Linked DNA regions of Mus musculus: regions 2, 3 and 4 are each linked to region 1. Evidence: chromatin contacts called from ENCODE Hi-C or POLR2A ChIA-PET data. All regions are on one chromosome and are shown on one strand. The core of a region is the stretch at or near the end of the contact, and the rest is flanking DNA. Distances in the headings are between cores, read along the strand shown. Region 1 holds the start of Arhgef2 (rho/rac guanine nucleotide exchange factor (GEF) 2). Region 2 holds the start of Lmna (lamin A). Region 3 holds the start of Khdc4 (KH domain containing 4, pre-mRNA splicing factor). Region 4 holds the start of Lamtor2 (late endosomal/lysosomal adaptor, MAPK and MTOR activator 2).

What was found. A loop is a pair of places that touch in the nucleus more often than their neighbours do. ChIA-PET counts read pairs that join two places held with the same protein, here RNA polymerase II (POLR2A).
Region 2: POLR2A ChIA-PET joins it to region 1 with 36 read pairs in Patski. The contact joins the promoter of Lmna here to the promoter of Arhgef2 in region 1. POLR2A ChIA-PET finds 5 or more read pairs at or near these places in 3 of 5 experiments (Patski and embryonic stem cell).
Region 3: POLR2A ChIA-PET joins it to region 1 with 56 read pairs in Patski. The contact joins the promoter of Khdc4 here to the promoter of Arhgef2 in region 1. A Hi-C loop is called at or near these places in 2 of 37 maps with a recorded cell type or tissue (T-helper 17 cell and T-helper 2 cell). POLR2A ChIA-PET finds 5 or more read pairs at or near these places in 4 of 5 experiments (Patski and embryonic stem cell).
Region 4: POLR2A ChIA-PET joins it to region 1 with 68 read pairs in Patski. The contact joins the promoter of Lamtor2 here to the promoter of Arhgef2 in region 1. A Hi-C loop is called at or near these places in 1 of 37 maps with a recorded cell type or tissue (mouse embryonic stem cell). POLR2A ChIA-PET finds 5 or more read pairs at or near these places in 4 of 5 experiments (Patski and embryonic stem cell).

What each region holds. Positions count from the first base shown.
Region 1 is chr3:88,619,638-88,622,899 of GRCm38, forward strand. Arhgef2 (rho/rac guanine nucleotide exchange factor (GEF) 2) reads left to right here and starts at 1,522. Exons shown (of 22, transcript NM_008487.4): 1 at 1,522-1,684. The coding sequence starts at 1,622. Gm20652 (a long non-coding RNA gene) reads right to left here and starts at 1,468. Exons shown (of 2, transcript XR_375820.2): 1 at 1,394-1,468.
Region 2 is chr3:88,501,625-88,504,886 of GRCm38, forward strand. It overlaps Lmna (lamin A), which reads right to left and starts at 1,728. Exons shown (of 12, transcript NM_001002011.3): 1 at 1,124-1,728. The coding sequence starts at 1,479.
Region 3 is chr3:88,684,179-88,687,440 of GRCm38, forward strand. Khdc4 (KH domain containing 4, pre-mRNA splicing factor) reads left to right here and starts at 1,609. Exons shown (of 14, transcript NM_028814.4): 1 at 1,609-1,709; 2 at 2,166-2,388. The coding sequence starts at 1,672.
Region 4 is chr3:88,551,417-88,554,678 of GRCm38, forward strand. Lamtor2 (late endosomal/lysosomal adaptor, MAPK and MTOR activator 2) reads right to left here and starts at 1,535. Exons shown (of 4, transcript NM_031248.4): 1 at 1,380-1,535; 2 at 939-1,101. The coding sequence starts at 1,447. It overlaps Ubqln4 (ubiquilin 4), which reads left to right and starts at 2,300. Exons shown (of 11, transcript NM_033526.2): 1 at 2,300-2,496. The coding sequence starts at 2,389.

The DNA.
Region 1 (3,262 bases), core at 272-2,771:
TAGGATTCCTTCAGAGAAAACAGAATTGGTCTGGGAAAGTCCTTTCTGCCTCATCTGGCCAGCCTGAACTGGACATTGTTTCTTTTTCCCTGGCCTTTACTATATAAGGACCCTGAACAGGAGAATGGGCACAAAAGGTGAGGGAGTTCCTAGGCAGGAGATAGGTCAGAGGAGCAGAGTGGGAGGGGAGCAGAGCCGGGGTGAGGAGCTGAGGAGCCCAACCAGCACAGCGGGTGGATGAGGCAGCCGAGCCCAAATTAGAGACTGAGGCTAAAATTGGCACTCTAGGAGTGCAGGGCTGGGCTGGAAACCTGCAGCCCTAACACCACCCTCCCTGCCCCGCTACCGAGAAGAACAGAGCAGAAGCTGGTGACAGTGGCTGGGCCTCATCTCCCTCCCTCTTTCTTTTTTCTTTCTTTCTTTTTTTTTTCGGTGTTTTGAGACAGGGTTTCTCTGTGTAGCCCTGGCTGTCCTGGAACTCACTCTGTAGACCAGGCTGGCCTTGAACTCAGAAATCTCCCTGCCTCTGTGCAACACCACGCCTAGCCATCTCCCTCCCTCATTACCACACACTTTTGGGACTAGATTAGGTAGTACCCTAAATTTTTACAAAACTTTGCCCCAGGGTGCTCAGGTTTTTACAGAGAAATCGGAGACCTTGATAGGTGGAAACGGAGCAGACTGGAGAATTTCCCCAGTGGCAGGAAACTCAGGTTGACTCAAAGGGTCCAGAGAAATGAAAACCCACCCACACTCCTCAGCAAGCTCAAACGTTTCCAGACAGGGCCAAGTTGTTTCTATAGTCTCCTGTGGCAGAGAAAACTGGTGTCAGGACACAAGGAAGGATTTCCTCAGCTAGCCTCAGGAAAGGTGGAGCCTTCTCACCTTCACTGCCAAAGTAATTGGCAGAGGTGGGGCTGAGAAGGATGGTCAGAGTGTGGTCCACAAGGCCCAGAGGGGTGAGAAGCTGGGCGGGGGGTGGGGGGGGGTGAGGGGAAAACCCTCTCTTGTGGACTCCTAGCTTTTGGAAAGGAGTCCCCTTCTTCACTCTTTTGGGGGAGTGAAGCCTGTTAACGATGAAGCTTCTAGTTCCCCTTTCATTGCCCCCTCCCTCTTGTCATACCAGTCCAACATTGTAAAAGCGGTCTGTGTACTCAAGCCTGTTTGATGAGTGAGCCCTTATGGCTAGGTCTCCCAGTTACCGATAAGGTGATAGAATCCCCTTAGGGTCTTTAAAGAGTGAAGTTACCCGGAATGGGCGCCGGTGTTTTTCAAGGACAGCCGAGCTAAGGGAGGTCGCTGAGGTCAGAGAGTGTTCCTAAGCGCTAAAGGGAAAAGGGATCCTCGAACCTGTCCCAAGGACCCCTGTCCAGCAGACTGCAGCGATACTAACCCCGGCGTCCCGTCCGGTGCGCGGGTACCCCGCCCTGCCTCCGCTCCGCCTCTCCCCTTCCTGAGCTCGGGTGGGGGAGGAGACTAGGGTTTGAGGAACTGGTGCTGGGTGCAGGGGCGAGGGGACTCAGACTTCCTGTCCCCGAGGCCGACGCGTGCGGCCGGACCCCTCCCCCGCCGTTGCTGGACACCCGGGGCCGCCGCGTCCTCCCGCGGCTCACGCTGGATTATGTCTCGGATCGAATCCCTCACTCGCGCGCGGATCGACCGGAGCAAGGAGCAGGCAACCAAGGTGGGCTGGCTCTGCGACCGGGCGCCCTGCCGACCTCTGGGCCTCCGCCCCGCGTCCCGCGTCCCCCCGCCCGCTCTGGGGCGCCCGAGTCCGCGCGCAGCGGCCGGACGGGGTGGGTGGGGCTGCGAGCGCGTGAGGAGGGGGCTGGAGGACCGCAACGTGACCCGCGTCTCCAGCACCCGCGCAGCTTCTGTGCGGGGATCTAGGAGAGCTGAGCTGGGTTACCAGTGGTTCGGCGGGACCGAGTGTTTTGGGCCGCTCGGAAGAAAGTTGCTCCGGTAAGGGATCGAGCGGGAAAGAGGGGCGAGCGTGTCGGGTTCCTAGGGACGACGCTCTTGGGCACCCCTTTCCGCACCCCAGTTCCGGGGGTTGCTTGCGGCCGTGCCCGCTAGCGCCGGCTCGGTCGTTCCCCCTTTGTCCCCACCAGCGGGTGGAGGGGGCCGGAGGGGGTGTTTTCCAAGCTCCCTCCCCCACCTTCCCGCCCCTCCAAGACAAAAGTCAGCTCCTCCTCTTCTTGCGGATGGACTTTCCAGCTGTGATTCAGTTCTTGCCTGGGGTAGGCGGGTGGCTAGGGGTCAAGACAGCAAGCGGCCGCCCATTTTCTCCGCCAGGCCAAACCGATCCATCAGGTGAAGCAAGCTGCCTTTGTGTCGCTGGGATGCCTTCTCACATCCTGAGCGTCTCGGTGCCAGGACCCAGAGTAGTTCCCACCCTTATCTGTTTCATCAGCTTCCAGGCTCCTGGTTCTCCAGCCGCCTCGGTTAACCCAGTTCCCCCACTCCCCTCAGCCATATTTCGATTATCGCCTCGGCTTGGGGGCCCTTCACCTGTCATCTGGAGTCTGGCTGTGTAATTATCAGCACACTCTGCAATACGACCTCTCCAGCACGCCTTTACAAGTGTCCTTTATTCCTGTCTTTGTATTCAGACGCCCTCCCAAATGCCATGACTTTCCTCACCTCAGCTCACAGGAAGTGGTGAAGCCGAGGAGGACTTGTAGATGAATAAGTGAAGCCAGGGGGGCCTGGTTCAGGCGGACGGCGCCTCCCTGTACCTCAGGACACTCACATTATAAGGCTCTCTCGGAAAGCAAAGGCAGGAAGGGCTTTAATCTTAATCCCTGTCCTTAGCGAGAGCGTAATGACCCTCCCGCAGCCAGCCAACCAAGCAGATCATTTTCAGGCTGGAAAGCCACTCTGCGAATGGAAAGCTGCCCTCTCCCTTCCTCCAAGGTTCCAGGCTTTAGCTACTTGCTTTACTGCTACACTGGGAGAAGGTCGGTAGGGGTGGAGAGCCTCGGGGGCGGGAAGCTCAGTTTGAGGCTTTTTGTAGGGTTTCGGGATGGGAGTCTGCTCACCGGAAGAAAGCTAGCAGGGCTCTGAGCAGCTCCAGGGTGAGGTGACTGAGTGTGAATTGTGGGGTGGCAGACAGGCTCTTAACAAACCCTAGCGACAGGCCAGGCCCCAGCTCCCAGAGTCTGTTTATTTTTTCAACCGTTTGAGCGAGACCCTGGAGTAAAGCCAGGGTGGGTGGGGGGAACTTTTTGAAAGCACGGAAATTTGGTTCCACCCTAAAAAG
Region 2 (3,262 bases), core at 478-2,977, 120 kb before region 1:
AGTGCGCACGTCCAATGTCCAAAGCTCTTTGTCTTGGGTCTACAACATAGAAGAAAAGACCACAGACACAGAGCGAAATGGAAGTACAGGGAGCAAGAGCCCAAACTTCCAGGCTTTGGAAAGCCTTTTTAGAAAGTAGGTGGAGCCAAGTAGGGTGGGGTAGGGTGGGGTAGGGATGGGTGCAATGGGAGTGGCCTGAGGCTCCCTAACGGCTGGATTTCAAAAATGTCATTGTATTCCAGAGGTTTAGTAAGATCAAGACATCAACAGTTCAGAGGATGGGCCAGAGTAAAGTCTGGCTTGACTAGAAAAATGAAAGTGGCTCGCTGGCTGAGCAAGGAAAGGACAGAGCTTCCAAAACCCTTAAGTCACCAAACAGAGAGGGCCCAGACTGGGGTGTCCCCGACTCAGGCATAACAGAATTTCCAGAGCCATTAGCTTCTGTGCCCGGTCTCCCTCCCCACCCTCCCTTGCATTCCTCGACCAGGGAGGCCAAGGGCTGTGGGAGCTGCGGGGGAGCAGATCTCCTGGTGTGCTTCTGGTGGGCCTGAGAGTCTAGGAAAAGCTCCAGACATTCTCAGCTCCTAGAAAGAACCAGGAGAAGGCCGTGCTTACACAGCCATGGGAGAAAGGGGCTATGCAGCCTTGGTAACTCCATTACAGTACCACTGGACAAATGTCAGTGTGGGCGCTATGTCTTAGTGGACATCATGTGTTCAGAGCCACGTTGGGCAAGATTGGCAAAGTGCCAAACCTACCAAGAAAGTTCTAATAAAACCCTTTCACCCATTCTGATGTGTCCCGGGCGGCGTTCGGGAGTTCCAAGACCTGGTAGAGCCTGTTCTACCTTCCTCAAGCCCATCCCCCAAGCTCCAAATGACTGAAAAATCCCACCTTGACAGCATAGGCCCTGTCACCAACGCTACTTGGTCTCAATGCCCCCACCACTCTTTATATCCCCCACCCTCTCACAGAGACCCCCTCCCTTCTATGTCCTATCATGTCTATTACCCTTGGCACTGCCAGTCACCCGCGGGAGGCAGTTCCGGGGAGGGAGGGGACTAGATGGCCAGTTACAGGCGACTGCTGCCTCCCTGGTGCCGGCCGGCCGGGCCTCACTCACCGAGCCTTCAGCTCCTTGAACTCCTCACGCACTTTGCTCAGCTCTAGCTGGAGGCGGGCGCGCTCCTTGGCCACAGAATCAAGGGTCTTGCGGGCATCCCCCAGCTCGGCCTCGTAGGCCGCCTTGATGCCGGACACCTCTCGGCTGACCACCTCTTCAGACTCAGTGATGCGAAGGCGCAGCCCCGCGTTCTCGGTCTCCAGGGAACGCACGCGATCGATGTACACGGCCAGGCGGTCATTGAGCTCCTGCAGGTCCTCCTTCTCCTGCAGCCGGGTGATCCGAGTGGGCGACAGTGGGGTAGAGCTGGCCTGCGCCCCACTGCGGGTGGCGCGCCGCTGTGACGGGGTCTCCATGGCCGGCAGGGTGACAGTGCTGCCCGCTGGGCAGGGGTCCCGAGAAGGGCGCGGGACTTGGACAGAAGGACAGAGGCTGCTCAGGGGGACAGCGAGCCGGCGAAGCTCGCTCCTGGCAGGCGTGGAGATCTGGGCTGGGCGCTGGCGCACCTCGGGATCTGGGTTGGCTGGTGTTGAGGCTGAGGCAGCGTTCCCGCGAACACTGAGTCACTGACAGCCAGGCAGAGGCTCTAATAGGCCCTCCTCTACAGGGGGTGGATCCACTGCTCTTAAAGGAGCCATCCTGTACCCAAAGGGGCGGGGGCAGGTATGGTGAGGAGGAGCCAGCATGCCAACCCTCACTCTGCAGAACACCCCTTTCTGGCCTGGGGCTTCACAATGTTGGTTCCTGCCTACTCAACTCTAAGCTTGCCTTTGGCCTTCTGGAGTAAAGAGCAGAGCCAAAGAATTTGAGTGGGTGGGCAAAGGGTAGTGGTGAGGGACCAGGGGAAGTAGGTGCAAAGTGAGGGAGAGGATCAGGCATCCCCAGAGAGCCAAGGAAGTTGGGGGGAGGGCTGAAGCTGCTGCCCATCAGTGACTCACCCCACTTCCACCACTGGCTCCCCTTTCCTCAGTAGTAATAGTGAGTCACCTCTCCCCCGCGCACAGAAGCGGCCAATCCAGGAGAGTGGAATGGCAAAGGAATGGCTGTGTTTTTAGGTAACTGAGGGATTACTTTATGCCCTCAAATTTGGGGGCAAAGATCAAGGACCTCGGGAAAAAACAAAAAACAAAACCCAAACCTATGCACTTCCCTTATATTTTTGGCTTTAAAACCAAACATTGGGTTTTAGATCTAAGAAATAAGCCTCAGTCCCCAAGAGAAGGCCAAGAATAGAAGCCAGAAGTTGGCCCCGCCCACTCCCCCCTCCCCTTTCATTTGGACCTAGACAGCTGGAAAAAGGGGCTGCTGAAATCCCTCGTTTCAGCCCCTTTCTTCAGCTCACTCCACCCAACCAAATCCAAGACTGTACTTATTTTTTTCCAGGACTGTACTTATTTTAATGGATAATTTAAAACAGATACCAGAGCTGTGCTGTGCGTGCATTCAGCACATGGCCAGGACACCAGGTTCCAGATTTTTGTGGCTTCGAGAAGGGCCTGAAAAGAGGAACGGGGTCAGAGGGTTGTTAATGCAGGGTCTCCATCCTGGTTCCATCTTAAACGGTGTGAGCAAGAACAGCAAAGCTACCCCCTCCTCAGCCACTGCATGCCTGTCTAGCCAGTTCTGGGTGGGCCCTGACTAGATGATCTCCCAATACAGTAACCTGGTCCCCTGGTTCCATGTCCCGGGGTCTCCAGCCTCCATCAAAGACTCCCGATCAGCTGTCTAATCCTCTCCTGTAACCCTAGCCTAAGCCTTACTGGCCCTGGCATCCCCTTCTGCCATGTTCCTTCCCCTTTTGCCATGTGCTTTCCCCTGTCCATTGCTGATTAGCTTGCAGTTCCTGCAGGTCCAGGCAGTGGGCTTGAGTTGGGACTCTTAAGAGATTTTGTTGTTGCTGCTGCTTTTTTTGTTTTTTTTTGTTTTTTTTTTTGTTGTTGTTGTTGGTGGTGGGGGGGGGGTTTGTTTTTTTGTTTTTTTGTTTTTTTCTTTTTTTGGTTTTTCGAGGCAGGGTTTCTCTGTATAGCTCTGGCTGTCCTGGAACTCACATTGTAGACCAGGCTGGCCTTGAACTCAGAAATCCACCTGCCTCTGCCTCCCGAGTGCTGGGATTAAAGGCGTGCGCCTGGCGCTTTGTTT
Region 3 (3,262 bases), core at 359-2,858, 65 kb after region 1:
AGGAAGAGAAAGAGGGGAGGAGAGAGAGAAGAAAAGAGGAGGGGGAGGAGGAAGAGGGGAGGAGAGGAGAGAGAGAGGCAAAGGAAGGAAAGAAAGAATGTAGAATCAAAGTTGCTTTGCCATGCTGATTTTAGTCGAGCACATGACTCAACTATTCAAGCCTGGTGTTCTTCAGGCAAGTCTGTTTCCTCAAGACTTATTTACTTTGTGTGGTGTTGGCAACTGAACTTTGGACTTAACTCTGCTCCACACTGGTTCGTCCTGCAATTCTTTCCCAAGTCAAAAAAGCCAAAGACTCTTTGGAGTCTAGCCCTAAAAGATCAAGGGAGCACCTCTCACACTAGTGTGGTTGACACCACAGAGCAGTGTCTTCATCCCTACCACAAATGTATATTTATTTATTATGTGCCCAAACTCTCTATTATTTAGCTTTTAAGTGAATTTTTTTTTTTTTAAAGATTTATTTATTATTATATGTAAGTACACTGTAGCTGTCTTCAGACACTCCAGAAGAGGGCGCCAGATCTTGTTACGGATGGTTATGAGCCACCATGTGGTTGCTGGGATTTGAACTCTGGACCTTCGGAAGAGCAGTCGGGTGCTCTTACCCACTGAGCCATCTCACCAGCCCCAAGTGAATTTTATTCTATGAATTATGTCGGAATGTAAGTATTTCTATAAGCTAGCATTCTGGGTTTGTTTGCTTTCTGTTGGAAGAATACTTGCATAAACGTTAAGGATCTGTTTTTCAGATTCACCCAAAACTCCTTAGAATTCAAAGCTTTTCAGTATATTGAAGAGGCAGTCAAGTGTAAACACACAGCCCTCAGAGAAGGGGATTTCATAACTTTTGATTTTTAATCTCCATTATGACAGTTCTTAGATCAGAGAGCAACTTTCCTTGTGTGCTCCAGGGATCTAACTTACATCGTTGTTTGTCTACTAGCACCTTCGTCTGCAGGGCTATCTCTCAGTCCCTGGCTTCGTTTTTTTTAAAAGCTCCACCTCGCTGAGCAGTTTTTCTCCAACTTTACTTGTTTTATAACAAGTTGTCCAAGTGCTTACGAGTTTGCCAAAACCAATGTTTTTGCTCATGGCCACCAGAACAGCCCCCCCCCCCCCATGCAGCGGGCTGACTGGAGCTTCCTATCCCTAAGGGTGGGTGGGTGGGGGACCCAAAACAAAACAAAAAGAGAAAGAAAGAAAAGGAAGTTGTGCAAATGACTTTGGAAAGAATCATTTCCTTTTTTCATAAGCTGAATCGAGAAGTGCGCTGAAGTCGCCGGCAGGGTTCTCCTCCGCTACAGGCTGGGACTCCACGTGAGCAAAGAGAACGCGGAGAAAGTCGGCTTCATTTTCTGACTTGTCTTCCAGGCAACTCGCTTGCCCACAATAAAAATGGATTCTCCTAGCCCGCAACTCGCTTTTAAACCAGGCCCAACAACCATTTTTATTAAGGGCAAGAGAGCAAGCCGGAGAGTCGACAGGCAGGCACTCCTGTCACTGAGACGCCAGACGCTTTAAATCACCGAGGGTCCAATCGGAATCAAGAGTCCTCACCGGACCCGCCTTACCTCACGGCCGGAAAAGGCCGTGCGTCAGCGCGTTGGGCGGAAGTGGCGGGAGGGCGGTGGTGGGTAGTTGGCGGGTGGTTGACTGGAGCAGGCCGCCATGTCCGCAGGGAGCGCGACACATCCTGCCGCTGGCGGGTAAGGGCTTCGCGGGCCAGGCTGGGGGCAGCGAGCACGGGCCCGGGGCAGGGAGACCGGCGAGGCTGCGTGTGGGCCGGACGGGCCGTCTAGTAGGACGCGTCCGGATGCCGAGGCCGGGGTTCTGGAGAGAATGTTGAGCTGGCCTCGGGCGCCCGGAAAGAGGCCGGCCGCGGTGCGAGAGGGAAGGGAGGGAACTCGGAGCCTTTTAGAAGGACGAGCCAAGGAGAAGGCGAACGCAGAGCGTTCCCGGCCGAGCCGAGTCTCCGGATGGAAGTGACTGGAAAGGAAATGTTTCGTAAGGGGATCGGAATAAGGGGAGTGGGACTGAGCTTTAGATAGGAATCTCGGGCACGTCTCGGGACCATGGCAGGCGACGCGGGATGGAGTGTACGAAGGGGGAGACTACACAAAGGAAGGCCGTGGGCCTCAGGATTTCCCTTTTCCTACCTGTAGGCGCCGCAGCAAATGGGATCAGCCAGCGCCAGCTCCGCTTCTCTTCCTGCCGCCAACGGCCCCAGGTGGAGAAGTCGCTGGCAGCGGGGCGAGCCCCGGGGGCGCCACCACCGCCGCCGCTCCTTCAGGAGCCTTGGATGCCGCCGCTGCCGTGGCTGCCAAGATCAATGCTATGCTCATGGCCAAAGGGAAGCTGAAACCATCTCAGAATGCGGCCGAGAAGGTATTGCGAGCGCTAGACGCTCTGCGCTTCGGGATTTTCTTTTTCCTCCCCTTTCTTCACCTTTCAGTTGCTTGGTCATTGGGGTTAATGAAGATGAAACCGGTTAGAGTGAAGATCACGTTTGGGAGTATTTAGATGATACCTTGTTAAATTGTTCCTGCAAGGCAATGAATGGGCTTTGGTTTTTTTGTTTCAGGCAGAGACTCTGTATATTTAGACCAGGCTGGCCTGCTTGCAGAGATGCCTCTTGCCTCTGACCCCCCAAGTGCTGTGCCCCATCATTGCATCCTGAAGTCAGGCAGTTTTAATTGATGTAGTTCCCTTGTTTTGTTTTTCGAGACAAGTCCACGTAGTCTTGGCTGTCCTGGAACCGTGGTTTAGCCTCGAACTAATGGGGAGATATCCGTCTCTGCCATCTACGTAGGATAAGGACATGCGCAGCCACCACCTGGCTGGTCTTGTTACTTTTATGGACTAGTTTTTGTGCTTAGAAACTTAAACTCAGTTTTTTTTTATGGATATTTGAGGCAATATGTTTTTGATCCATGAAGTTCTGGTATATCAAGTCAGTGTTTTAAAAATACTCATTTGTATGTATGTCTCTCAAGTGTCATAGGATTTGGGGCTTGGCAATGTGAGGGATTGAACTAAGGTCATCTTGCTTGGCAGTAAGTACCTTTATGCTCTGAGCATCTTGTTGACCCTCAGTGAGTGTGTTGGTATGACACACACAGTGTTTGTCATCAGGAAATGACATAGCCGTGGTGAATGTGGGAGGTCGGAGGATAGCCTTGGTATCAGTCTTCACCTTCCACCTTGTTTGAGTCCCGAGTCCGGGTCTCTGTTTGCCGCTGTGTTTATATTAGGCCAGGGA
Region 4 (3,262 bases), core at 285-2,784, 68 kb before region 1:
AAGTGATGTTTCACAGAACTTGCTCCAGTGTGTATACTAGCCTCTGACTCAAAAATAAAAACTGTGTTTCTTGGAATGGGTTCTAGAATCCCAAACACTCTAGGCAACTGCTCTACCACTGAGCTCCACATCTGTCCCTTAAAAAGCATTTCTTAGAGCTTAGCTAGGCTGCAGTGACACCAGCCCTGGACTCAGTACCCAGTGTGAATGAGAGTGGGTGTAAAGAATGGGCTGCCAGCATGACAGTGAAGAGCTTCCCAAGGGGCCTTCCCCACTGCAAACACCTTTTTCAGTTCTGCACACTGCCACTCTTCAGAGGACTTTAGCCCTTTCTCCCGACAACCTTTTCCCATTCTGTGATGCTCCATCTTTACTGATCTTTGTCCAAGCCTCACTCCGCCCTCGGCCCTTTGCAATTGCTGTTGTCAGAAATACTTGCAAAGTCTGCTCGGTGGTGGTGTACACCTTTAGTCCCAGGACTTGGGAGGCAGAAGCTAGCAGATTTCAGAGTTCAGCCTGATTCTATAGAGTGAGTTCCAGGACAGCCAGGACTACACAGAGAAGCCCTGTCTCGAAAAACAAAAAAAGAAAAAGAAAGAAAGAAAACAAATACTCGAAGAGAGCCTGCCTCAGTCTCTCGTGTACTGAACTAGAGGCATAAGCCACCATAGCAAGCACTGTTAGAAATATTTCCCCAAATGATTGCTGTATGGCTTAATTCTCTTCCCCTTTCCTATCGTCCTTCGGATCTTTTAACAAATGTCTCCTTTTCACTGAGATGGACCCTCACATAGGCCAGCACCGTACTCTCACTTCCTTTTTTAATATCTATGTTTTATTTGGCAAGGTGCGATGGTGCACACCTGCAATCTCAGGGTTGAGGTGGCAGAAGCAGGATAATCATTGCAAGTTCGAAGTCAGCCTACTTTACTCCATACCATGCAGTCCATCAGGATAAATTTGAGACTGTCTTCATTAAACGCTTGGTTCCCGTTCCTATCATACGCGGCCCAGATGTTACTGGCGATGGCCGCAGTGACCCGGGCATCTGTGTCCCCATAACCGGAGTAGGCCAGCAGCGATCCCTCATTATTCAGCAGCCTGGCAAGAATGGGAAGGATATCAACAAACTCAGGAAGAGTGAAAGGTCTGAGTTCCTATCCCAATTCCAGCTACTGGCGCTTTTAGGAAGCAAGAATCCAGGAACACGCTAATCAACTGTCCATTTCCCTTTCCGAGGAAGCCCTCAAGCAGGGTTTCCGAAGCTGCAGCTTGCAACATTAGCCACCTCCCGGCGTAGGGCTCTTCCCTACCCCTACTGCAGACAGCCGCGCGCCGCCCCATTCCAGCGCTCGCTGCTTGGGTTCTTGTTCACTCACAGGGTGCTCTGGACTCCTCCAGTGTTGGCTTGGCTTAGCACCTGCGTCAAAGCCTTGGGACGCAGCATGCCTGCGTCTCTTAACCCTGACCTGCACCAACACACCCCTACAGTCGCAGCCTCTTGCTCTCCCTCAGTCGCTTCCGGTGGCCCAGGAGCCCAGCTACGAGGCGCCTGGGAGTTGTAGTCACCGGGCCCATCTACTGAGGCTCTGGCCCAATTCCCGCCCCGCGCGAGGGCCTCTGGGAATCGTAGTTTCATGTGATCGCTCAAGGAATTCTGGGAACCATAGTTCAGCGTTCCAGTGGGACCATGTGGTTGTGGAGTTGGGGGGGGGGAGAGCGGGAGCGCAAGGACAGTGGCAACGGTGGAAATACTTTTAACATCTTCCACGCGAAGGACGCCTTCGTGCCTACTGGTCAATCGCAATCTAATAATAAATCTATCTGTTAGGCACATCCTTGACCATTTTTTAAAGCAATATTGTACGCTAGTCACAATTCTGTGGGGTCTTGCTCTTTTACTCCCAAGGCTCAGAGAAGCCACGTAGGCAAACTCCAGGTCTCTGAAACCGTCCTTAATGGCTCCCTCGGGGCGGTTCCCCGGAGGCCACGACTGCTCGAATCCGCAGAGGTCTTAAGGACGTCCTGAACCAGGAACGAACCCAGGCCTCTCAAGAAAACCAAGTGACCCCAGGGAACGGAGATAAGACGGCGACAACGAAAGTCCTTTGTCCGAACAGGAGGGAGCCGCAGGCGGCCCTGAATCTCCCGCCCTCCGCGCTGTCCGGCCCGGGCCAGCTGCGCACCCTGCTCGGGCCTGGGCCGCCCCAGCTGCAGTGCTCCCCCAGGCCGCCCGGGGCGCTGTGGCTGCGGCTGTCCGGAGTGGGCGGCGGAGCCTTGGGGAGGGGCGGGAGGGGGAGTTGGAGGCCCCGGAGTCGGGCCGGGCCGGGCGGGCCGGGAGGAGGAGGAGGAGGAGCCGGACGGGCTGGCGGGCGGCCGGGCGGCGGCATGGCGGAGCCGAGTGGGGCTGAGACGAGGCCCCAGATTCGGGTCACCGTCAAGACCCCCAAGGACAAGGAGGAGATCGTGATCTGCGATCAAGCCTCGGTCAAGGAGGTAGTATCTGGCTGGGAGGAGACAGGAGGGCGGGAGCAGCGCACCGAGGGGGTCAGAGCAGAGAGGGAGACCTCGGGGTCGGCCTGGCGCCGGGGACGGGCCCCCGGCCGGGGCGGAATCCAGGGGCATACAGGCGGGAGAAGCGGGTAGGGGGCGCCCTGCCAGGGCTAGTCCGGGGAGCGTGGCGCGGGTAGGGGCCGGTTTGGCCGCGCTACCCGGGCTGGGGGCGTGGTGGGGGAGCTTGAGGAAGGGACACCTTGCTTGCGGGCTCCATTTGGAGCCTAGGCTTGAGGAGAGTGTGCTCCAGGGTCACTGGTAGAGGTTCCAGGCGCTAAGGCACCGTGCGGCCCGAGCGAGCTGCGGCTATGCTCTCCCGGGAGTGTCGCGTGGTGGTGGTGCCCTCTCTCTCTCTCTCTCCCTCTCTCTCTCTCTCCACAGAGCCTCCTTGTCGCAAATCGAAACGGTTGTGTAGTTCAGTTTTCTGCTCTACAGGATTTGCTGAGCGCAGTAGGTGCTCAACAAAATAATATAGAATGAGTGAGGGAGTATTGCCTGTGTTCCCCACTGCTTGAAGCTGCTCCAGAATTGCACATAGGCGGGGCTTAGAATAGGCCATCTGGTTGGAAGAGAGGGATCTTTTGCTTAGCAAGTGCACTGTTTATAGTTAGAATATGTGTTGTGTTGTGTTGTGTTTTGGAGGAGCTGATAGAATCTAGAAAATTTAACTCGCCCCAGTGTAGCCGTTGGTACCACTGCTGCTCTCTCA